Regions from separate parts of the Homo sapiens genome. Here region 1 is linked to region 2. A link is a loop called in an ENCODE intact Hi-C map of the cell type or tissue named here. Cell type or tissue: IMR-90. All regions are shown on one strand. Each heading gives the region's core, and the rest is flanking DNA. Links, peaks and the distances in the headings are about the cores only.

Evidence for each region. Peaks named below come from ENCODE experiments on the same cell type or tissue, not always from the same donor. Only the 100,000 strongest peaks of a DNase experiment are listed, where the experiment ranks them.
Region 1: a loop joins it to region 2, with 2.0 times the contacts of the local background. A loop is called at or near these places in 2 of 110 quality-filtered maps.

The regions. Positions count from the first base shown.
Region 1 is chr5:169,943,183-169,948,559 of GRCh38, reverse strand. All of the region lies in intron 27 of DOCK2 (dedicator of cytokinesis 2), which reads right to left. All of the region lies in intron 1 of INSYN2B (inhibitory synaptic factor family member 2B), which reads left to right. Among named protein-coding and RNA genes, the nearest start is that of INSYN2B, 35 kb to the left of the region's middle. RefSeq lists a silencer at 2,401-2,695. In IMR-90, for the core only: no CTCF peak of the experiment used is centred there; a DNase peak (open chromatin) is centred at 2,519; H3K4me3 peaks cover 279 bases; H3K27ac peaks cover 1,952 bases.
Region 2 is chr5:169,800,047-169,805,423 of GRCh38, reverse strand. It overlaps DOCK2 (dedicator of cytokinesis 2), which reads right to left. Exons shown (of 52, transcript NM_004946.3): 26 at 2,218-2,366. Among named protein-coding and RNA genes, the nearest start is that of DOCK2, 170 kb to the right of the region's middle. RefSeq lists an enhancer at 54-103. In IMR-90, for the core only: no CTCF peak of the experiment used is centred there; DNase peaks (open chromatin) are centred at 383, 1,713, 2,133 and 3,983; H3K4me3 peaks cover 332 bases; H3K27ac peaks cover 2,539 bases.

The DNA of each region.
Region 1 (5,377 bases), core at 159-5,158, 140 kb before region 2:
AGAGAGATCTATGAAAATCTATAAATGTATATGTGTTTCTATGTGTGTGTAGGTAGATGATAGTCAGATATACAGATAGAGAGAGAGAGAGATGTAGGGGATGGATGAATGAATGAGTGGACAGAGAAAGGGAGGGATGGATGAATGGGTATGAAAAAACAGAGAAAGGTGCAAATAATCATTCTCCCCCTACCCATCTCTTTCTGTCATTACTGTGTTTTATCTTTTTCATAACACTTATGTGTATTTGTTTACCTTTTTTTAAAAAACGTTCTGAATCCCTCTACTAAAATATAAGCTCTGTGAGAGCAGGGCCTTCATCTGCACTGTTCCCCACAGTATCTTCAGAGCCTAGGTCACAGCAGACAAATAACTATTTGTCAAGTGAATGAATGAAGAGAAGAGGTTGGATGAAATTTTCACACCTAGAATTTAAGCTTAGAAGTGAAGAGGGTGTGTACCGAATGGTGGCCTGGCTCTTCTCTCGGTGCCTTACAAGATGAGCTCTCTGGGTCTCCTGAAGGTAGGATCAGCCCCAGAGGAAAGGCCTGAGAGGAATAAGAATGACAAATCCTGACCCTGCTTCTGGCAATTGCAAGGACCCCTGGGTGAAGCTTTGCAGAACGCAGCGGCACTGCACGGTGTGACATTTACTTTTTATTTATGGAATGCCTGTATGCTCATGCTCACCCAGCAGGCACCATGTATGCTGTAGGTATTTATGCTGTATGTATTTATGTATGCTCATGCTCACCCAGCAGGCACCATGACAGTGAAGGATCTGGTCCTGCTCCTCCCCTCTAGGTAACAGGTAATTTGAAGAACAATACATGCATGCTGACAGCCCGCCATTCCCTTCACCCTAAAGCAGGTTTGCACTTACTGTTAAGATTTTTACATTTTTGGGGATATTCATTTTCATTTTTGGAGGGAGAGGAATAAGAAATAATGAGACAAAAAAGCATCAGCTTAATGTGGAGGGTCAGAAAGGCCCAGATGCCAGGGCAGATGCCCTGAACCCTCACTCGGTCAATCTGATATTAGTTGCGTGGCCCTGGGCAGGAAGCTTCACCTCTCTGAGCCTGTGCTTTCACCATCTGTAAAACAGGGCTAATGAAGTCTACCTTGGAGGGTTGGGATCAGAATAATGGATGAGAAAGCATGCAGCCCAGTGCCTGGCACTCAGCCTAGGCACCATCAACAAATGCCAGGTCCCTCCTCATTCCCCTTGGAAAATGTTCTGTCCTATTCCAAGACCCATCTCCTCTTCACAATCTTGGAACATTTTGTTAATACATTCAAGTGAGTTTGCAGTGACTGTATAATGTACAGGTTAAGAGTACAGCTTCCCCTATCAGACTGCTTGAGTTCATATCACAGCTCTATCACTGATTAAGTGTGTGACCTTGGAAGTTTGCACAATCTCTTTGAACTTAAGTTTCCAAAATGGTAACAGGGAGTCATAGTGTTGTGTAAAGATAAACGTATGTTGCAGGTTAGGCATTGAGAACAGTTCCAGATACATTGTAAACTCACTCCAGCATGGGTATACTCAGCGCTCCTCTCCAAACCCCCTGGCCTTCATTCCATTCCTCCCATATGGCAAAACTCCATCCTGACTCAGGGCCTTGCCCACGCTCTTCCCTCTGCCTGGAACACTGTCTCCCCAGATCTTTGCATAGCTGGCTCCATCTCGATATTCAGGTCCAGCCTAAAGGCCCTTTCCATGTCACTGCCCACCCAGTTTCAAGTAGTCTCCCTCAGCCCCACGTCACTCTCAATGACAGGATCCTACTGTGTGACTTTCAGATTGCCTATCGCTGTGTGAAATTATTTTTCTATTAGGTTTGTTTATTGTCTGTCCCCACCCCATTAGAACGTAGCTCCAGGAGACTAGGAACTGGCCTATCTTATTCCTTGAAACAGTGGCTGATACACAATGAGTCCTCAGTAGACTGGTGGAATGAAAAAGTGAATGAATGAATGAATGAATGAATGGATGAGTGACTATGCCAGATCCCCCAGTTCTTTGCAGTGTTTTGCTGGAATTCTGCCCACCTAATGCCCAACACAGGAGCTGGGGTAAAGATCAATTTCCAAAACACTCCTGCCCTTTCCTCCCAATATGAAAACCAGCTAAGAACACACATGAAGAAACATAAAGGTAGCTCCTGGAAGAGCCTTCTTGGACTTCCTGTGACTCGTCCCCCTCAGTCGCCCAGTTAGAGAGCAAACACACCACTTCCCTCAGATGCCTGCCTCCGGATACCCCTGGCTGGGCTGGATGTGGGGGGCTGGAACACTGCTTTCTTCACTGTGGCAGTCCAGAATAATCCTACAGGGCTGGAGGCTTGGCCTTCTCTTCAAGTGACTGGGAGCTTGAGGCCCCTCCTCTGTCAAGGGCAGGGAGACTGTTAGATCACTCCTTCCTCATATTTGCTGTGCTGAGATGGCCTGCCAGAGTGAACTGGGGCTTCCTGGGTAAACACAGCTTTGGCTCTGAGGAGCTTTGCTCAGCTGATGGTCTGTGAATGGATGCAAGGAAGCAGGGAGGAGGGGATGGCACCGGGGTGTTGCACCAGGGCTGGAGCCTGCCTGGCCTGCTCATGTGGCTTCCTGGAGCCAGCAGTGTGGGGGATGCTCGCTTTTCTGGAAAAGAGCCACATCAATATTCTGGGAGACTCTTATGCAAATAAGGACGAGTCAAGAAAAATCAGGCTGCACAAAGGACGGAGGCCGTGGGCGAATCCAAACAATAAGCAAAAGCCAGAGGTGCTGGCTGCTGAAGAAAAGCCTTGGGGGCCGAGAGAACCAGAGGCAAGTGTTCTGCAGGCTGAAAGAATGATTTTTAAGCGGGAGGAGCACATCCAGCCTCCGTTCTACTCCTTCCTAGTACCCGTGTGAAGAGGCCACTGCAGATGCAGCTCAGCCAGTTAGTAGCTGTGAGCTCTGGGCAACAGACTTCACTTCTCTGAGCCCTGATTTTCTCACCTTCGAAATGAGCACAATACTATCTCCCTAATTAAAAAAGAACGCCTGGGAAGATTGCATGAGACAACACATACAAAGTGTTTGGCACTGTGCCAGGCACGAAGTAACAGCTCAATTAATAACACTTGTTAGCATTTCTGTTGAGTTTATTCTCACTGATTTTTCACTCTGAGACCCAAAGAGTTCAAATTTGTTCCAGTCTCTCCCCTTGAGCTCTCTGCCCAAAATTATATATGTCTTCTAACTAGAGGAGAGAAGAGAACTACCACTCGGTATATGCCTGCTAAGGCGTTAGTATGGTATTATTGACCCGTTGTATGAATGATAACACAGTCCTGGAGAGGTTGCATGACTTTCCCAAGCTCATACAGCTGCAGCACAACCAGCCTGTCTGCTTTTAACCCACACCTTTTTAACCATGTCAGAGGATTCTTCTGGGGCCAAGAGAAAGAAAATGAAACCACAGTCGGTTCCCTAATCTGAGAATTGAGGGTCCCTGTGAATGCTCTTTTGTCCTGGTCATGCTAAGAAGACACCTCTGAAGTTGTAGTCAGGATTTAAATCCTCCTAGAGGTATTTGCCAGCCATTCTCAGGTTGGATAGACCCCAGAGAGGATTTCTGAAGGGAGAAAGAAGTTAGAACATGTAGCAGACAAGAGACAGGGCAAGGAAACAAGATGTCTGGAAAATGAAGCATTCTGAGCAACTGGAGCCCACAAGGCAGATGGAGGAGGAAGGCTGTTCCCATGGTCAGAAACCGTTCAGCTTTCCGATCATCACAGACAACAGCACAAGGTGCTTCTAGAGCTCTCCAGAAAGGGCAAGCAAGGTTCCTAGCACTGGTGAGAGCCACCACATGTTCAGCTGTTTACAGCATCCCAGATGCTTTTCATTAACCTGTTTGCTCCCAATCATTGTGAAGTGGGGATTGTCCCCATTTCTCAGATGAGGAAACCAAGGCACAGAGGTATTAAAATGCTCTCCCAAGGTCACTCCATAAGGGATGGCTGGGATTCCACTGAGGACGGGGGAGTTTCAAAGCCTCCCTGGTATTCACTGCACAGGCCTGGCTGCTCTCCCTCCCTCCCTTTCCAAATCTCCTGCCTCCTTCAGCATCTCTCCAGAGTCACGGCTGGCTCCTTGCAACTGGGGCTGGAGAAGGCCACGGCTGCCACGTTCTATTTTTGATAATCCTTCCTGTTTGGTAGAACATGCCTCTGCCTGCCTTGAAGGACCTGCCAGCTTTGTTCTGAGGTGCCGGCCACACTGCCGTCATCACCTTTCAGACACCTCTGTGCATGGGCAGGTCACAGGAAATAGAATATCAGGGAGTTGGGGCTCACCAGCTCTCAGTTACATAAATCCAGGGCACTCAAAGGCAGGGCCTTTGGTGTGGCAGCTCACGCCCCTGAGCCTCAATTTCTCCATCCATAAAATCAGTCCTCAAAGGGAGCCATGGTTAGTGTTAAATGACATAATCCAGGTAAAGTGCTTACCCCGGTCCTGGCACATGGTCAGCACTTTATAAATACTAATTCTTAGTCCACAGACCTGGAGAATTATAGAGTCACACCATGCTATTAGCCCACTCTTACCACTTTACAGAGACAATAAGAAAGCAAAGTGGCTTTTCTAAATTTTCCCACTGAATTAAGTGGCAAAGATGACATTAGAAGCAGTTCCCTTCATTTTCCAGTGCTCATCCCTTACCATGGGGTAAGGATTCTCAAACTTAATGAGCGTCAGAGTCACCTTGGGGGCTGGCTAAAACACAGGTCCCTGGACCCTACCGTCAACTGTTCTGAATCAGTAGGCCTGGGAAGGGCCTGAGAATGTGCATTTCTAACAAGCTCCCAGGTGATGCTGATTCCACTGATCCCAGGACCACACCTTGAGAACCACTGCCCCCAGATCTGCAAACTCTAATGCCTGATGAGGCCAGGCAGATAAATTAATATAATAGACAAGCCAGGAGGTGAGGGTAACCAAATAGCATGTGTAATCTTGTGAAAACGGCAACTCTCCATCAACGTGGGATGGACTTGTATGGGAATGTGGGACCTTCTGTTTTCTCAAGAGAGGCCCTAAAATCTTTTTATGTGAAAACTCCTAGAGTTTAAATGTTAGAAAGGATTCACATTTTTTAAAAGTCTGGGCCATATTCCTGTGTAGAATATGGCCCGCGGGCCACAGGTCCAGGACCTAAGTATTGCCTGTCCACAGGGCCTGGATCTCAGGGTGGGATCAACCTTTAGACAGCTACTGCTTATTCCTCAAGATAAATCCAACCCAGAATCCTGGGTTTTCTTCAAAGGAAATGTACCAATGAATATTTTAAAACCTATTCATCCAATTCAAATTCCTGAAGCATGCTCCAAAGCTGAAA
Region 2 (5,377 bases), core at 160-5,159:
GGCAAATTTTTTTTTAAGACAGAGAGTCAGGGTCTGTTCTGTCACCTGGGCTGAAGTGCAGTGGCAAGATCATAGCTCATGGAAACCTTGAACTCCTGGGCTCAAGGAATCCCCTCACCTCAGCCTCTCAAGCAGCTAGGACTATAGGTACATGCCACCACACCCGGCAAATTTCTTTTCTTTTCTTTCCTTTTTTTTTTTTTTTTTGTAGAGACAGAGGTCTTGCAATGTTGCCCAGGCTGGTCTCAAACTCCTGGCCTCAAGTAATCCTCCTCCCTGGGCTACCCAAAATGCTGGGATCACAGGCATGATCAACCTCCCTGGCTGAGGCAACATTATATAGGATGTTACCACAGAAATAATAGACAAACCCTCATGTTTCTACACTATGAGTAAGACTGAAATCTCCCTTTAAAAAAACAATTTTTAAAAAGATCAAATAGCTAAGACTGGAACCAGCTCAACAGCTGGCTACTGAATGTCCTTATAGAAACATCATCACCCTAACATCATCATCTGAATGAATCTAGAATATCTAAGCTTTTGGTTATTATACTGTCTTTCCATTAAATGAGGTAGGAGTAGAAAGAAAAAGACCATGCCTTTGTATCCCCTATGCCTGTGATTACACAGAGTCTGAATCAGACTGACCTGTGTTTGAATTTTGACCCTGACATTTATTTGCTCTATTTATTTGGCCTTGAATGCTAATGAAGTCTATGAATTTCAGGTTTTTCATCTCTAAAATGGGAATAATAAGCCTTAGTATCTAGGATCAGGGTGAGCAGAGAGAATGCGCAGATTGCATTTAGCACAGTGCCTAGAAACCAACAAATAGAGATATGATCATTAATTATTCACCACTGAACACTAGCTGAAGCTTCACCTCCTTTGTGTAGGCTTCCTTGACAAAAATGCTTACGCGCACGCGCGCGCGCACACACACACACACACACACACACACACACACACACACACACACACACTTTGTAGCTCTTGTACCCCAAATATGCATCTAGATTTTAGTCGTTATATATTGGGGATAGGTTTTCTTGTTCCCAGTGCCTAGCGCACACCGGGTATGTCATATGTATTAATATTTCTGCATGAATGAATGAAGCAAGCTATGCATATGTAGTAATAAGACAAGAAGCGGCTTAATTGGGATGGTAAGTGTAGAAAGGAAGAGACAGGAGAAGACAGTATGCAAGGAAATTGATCATAATGGTTGACTATGGATCTGACCAGTAAAGGAACATTGCTCTGCAGAGTTTTCGAATTACAGTCAATAATAGACACAGTTCATTCAGAAAGCTCTTCTCTGAGGATGTTCTAGGGAGGAGAGAGAAAGGGGCAATGCTCACACAAATGCTTAGAAAAAAATGTATTGGTTGTTTGGGTCTATGTAGTCCTCTGAAGCCAGTCCCATCTAAGGACTGAATACCTCCTGGACATTACTCAAGGACAAAGAGGAGCTGCCAGAGGAACCTGGGTCAGATCCAGCACCCTCCTTCCATCTTCCAATGCTTAAGAATTCCAGGCCTGGGTCTAATCACTACCTCTCAGTCTTCACCACCCCATCTGGCTTATCTTCTGCAGATTCAGCCCTTTGGAAGCCCTCCACTTACTCCCACTGAGACTTTCCTTTGGTTTCCGTCCCCAGCTAATCTCTGAATGACGTCTACAAAATACACAGTAACTTCACGGCCACAGGCATCTCCCTACCACCATCCTACTCCACACCCTATCTCTGGAATCTGAGCCCCAGCAATCTGCTCATCCAGGAAGAGGCTTAATCATTTTTGTCATTTCAGAAGGTAACTGAAGAAACAAAACCGAAGTAAATCAGCTAAGAAAGCAGACACGAGAGTTTTCTTGCTGTCTAGGCATAGGAAACTCCTCCTCCCACCCCTGCAAACTAGGGCGTGAGTACGTGGACAAGCCATCTTAAAAGGCTGCAATAATGTCTATACCCACATTCTGAGAAAGCCTGGCCAACAAGACACACAGAGACAAAATGCTAACATGATTAACTCCAGTCCCCTAGCCATCCTTCACAGCAATGGGGGTTAGTCACAGGAAAAGTAGGCCTGCTGAGCAAGCCGTTGACTTTTATCTTTAGACTCCAGCTGCTATCCATCAGTATCAATATTTCACAATGTAATCAACTTAGCCCTAGTCTGAGTCCAGGATATCTACATCATCAGGAGGACTCACCGCATCCTGGTAGCTAAGGACTTCCAAGATGCTGTTGAGCAATTCAACGCAGTACTTCCTCTCCAGGACCTGGTGTTGCATGTCATCCTTCTGCTCCAGCAGCTCCTTCAGCTCTTTGGTGATGACAGGAAGCAGAATGTCCCGGCATTCTGGAATAAAGACAGTTCAGAGTAGTGTAGAATTCCTCATTTTTTAGTTTCTTTTCTTTCATATATGCATACAATGTTTCATTAAATAAATAGTTCATGAAGACATTCTCCTTGTAAAAAATTAAAATATTAAAGATTAGGTTAAGATTTCCTGAGAACATCATTCACAATTCTAGTCCCTTTTCTAACCCTTCCTACCCAGAGGCAACCAGTTATTTTATTCTGTATATTCTAGTATGTTCTATATATTTTATATATACACATACATATAAAAATGTGCCATATGAAATATCTAGTGTTATTTTAACTTTGCATTTCATTTAAGTCTATTACTGTCACTATAAACTTCCAAGACCCTTTTATACAATTTTACTTATGTGTTTATCAGTATAAAACATATAGTTATTTTGGCTTTGTTTCCATTTTATACAAGGGGACCATGATGTATATATTACTCTGAACCTTGATTTTTTTTCACTCACTAATATTTCTTGGAGCACTTTCTGTATTATCACATTTAGGGACCAACTTAGTTATTTTTAACTGTTTTATAGTACTCCTTATCATGGATGTATTTTTCTATTCAGCCATACCTGTACTACTGAACATTCTTCTCTGGTACAGACAGTACAAAATGAACAACCTTCCACTTGCATCCTTCTGCACATTGCTTTCATTTACCAGCATGGCCAACGTGGCGAAAACCTGTCTCTACTAGAAATACTAAAATTAGTTGGGCATGGTGACATGCGCCTGTAATCCCAGCTCTTTGGGAGGCTGAGGCAGGAGAATCACTTGAACCCAGGAAATGGAGGTTGCAGTGAGCTGAGATGGTGCCACTGCACTCCAGCCTGGGTAACAGAGTGAGACTGCATCTCAAAAAAAGAAAGAAAGAAATTAAAACTTTTGCAGAGAAGGGTATGTCTCTTGACATTGCTGTTTCAGGGAAATTTCTGGAAGGTTCTGAAGCCCTTCGCAGCTTTGTCTCCATATTTCCCTTGAAAACAGAAAACCTTGAGGAAAAAAAAAAAATCCAAACATGTGTCAAGCTGCCCCGACTCAGATGCTGCTTGAGCTGCAATATGAATCATACACACCAGGATATCATTTTAAATCTAACAAATAGATGTTGGACATCTTTAATGTGAAGATACTCTCCTTATCAAGGTACAGAGATAAGATGTGGTTCTGCCCATTAGGTACTTAAAAACTGACAGAGGTGATTACAGGAAAAAAAAAAAAAAAGCAAAACCAATGAACAATGGCAGAAATTAGAATAAGACAAAGGTCAGAAGAGGTAGAGGACATCTCTTATTCTGTCAGCCCAAGAGCTACACCCACTCCTTCTGGCACAGCACCCTGACTGTACGTGGGGGAGTCATACTGTCATGGGCTATAATCCTGAGAAGCTGTCATAGGCTCCCTGCCTTCCCCTGGAGAAGGGCTGGACACCTGGCCCCAATTAGGATGGCCTCCTGAAATCTGAATCTTGAGGGAACGTTCATAATGATAACTGCCAACGGTACTAATACACAGTATTTTGAGTGCTTACAATGTGCTAGGCACTGTTGCAAGTGTCGTGCATGAATCATCTCAGTAAATTCTCCTAGTGACTAAGGGAGGTAGACACTATTATTTCCCCGTTTTGCTGATGAGGAAACAAAGGGACTTGTCATGTGTACACAGCTAGTAAGTGGTAAATCCAGCCCGACTGCAGAGACTGTGCTCTTAAGCACTACATGAAATGTGCAGTCTTGGCTGGGCATGGTGGCCTACGCCTGTAATCTCAGCACTTTGGGAGGCTAAGGCAGGTGGATCACTTGAGGTCAGGAGTGTCAGACCAGCCTGGCCAATATGGTGAAACCCCAAGTCTACTAAAAAAAAAAAAAAAAAAAAAAAAAAAAAAAAAAACCCAAAACTATCTGGGCATGGTGGCAGGCACCTGTAATCCCAGCGACTCAGGAGGCTGAGGCAGGAGAATAGCTTAAGCCAGGCAGAAGCTTAAACCAGGGAGGCAGAAATTGCAGTGAGCCAAGGTCACACAACTGCACTCCAGCCTGGGCAACAGAGCTAGACTCCATCTCAAAAAAAAAAAAAAAAAAAAAAAAAAAAAGAAAGAAAGAAAAGAAAAAAGAAAAAGAAAAAAGAAATATGTAGTCTCTCAGGCTCCGCTTTCATCCCAGAAGTGCCCCAAGGAGGCTGCCCAGGGGCACATGCTGAGTCCCCTCTCCCTCCAAGATTCTGAGTCTCTCCTCTCCGATAACTAGTTCCTCAGCATTTCCTCTGATTCTATGGATTATTCCCTTTCTTCTAAATACATTTGTTTTTACTTAAATTTACCAGAGTAGGATTCTGTTGCTTGAAACCAAAGAGTCCCAATTTACAGAGTCACAAAACAAATTGAATGCTTCAGAAGCCCTCTCATGAGCTCTGGTCAGAAGGTTCATAGAAGACTTTATAGGATCTAATAAGAGTATATCCCTTCTCTCAGAGCCAAATCTCAGTTTTTAATTAAATTCCAATAAACGTAATTAATGTCCATTCATCCCACTAAAGATTAAGCTCCATGAGAGCTGAACTAATATTCAAGTGCCTGATACAGTACCTGGTTCATAGCAGTGAGTCAGTAAATCTTGGCTGAATGAATGGAGGAGGTGGCATTTGAGACAGTCCGTGACAAGTGGATAATATTGCAATAGGAAGAGTGAGGATTTAGGGAACACTGGTGGTTTAGAGAATATAAATCTAGGGTTATATTCTCTTGGAAGGAGAATAATGAAAGATAACACTTAAAAGAAGTGTTCTTAATTGCAATGGAAGTGTCAGTTCTATGGAAACAGAAAATTATAGATGACAAAAATTTTGATTCTGCTTTGCTTAAAATTGTAGATAGAATCATAGGCCACAGCTTTAATGACACTTTATGAGAAATTTGGACTGAAGATATTGTTGGGGCTGAGCATGGTAGCTCACTCCTATAATTGCAGCACTTTGGGAGGTGGAGGCAGTAG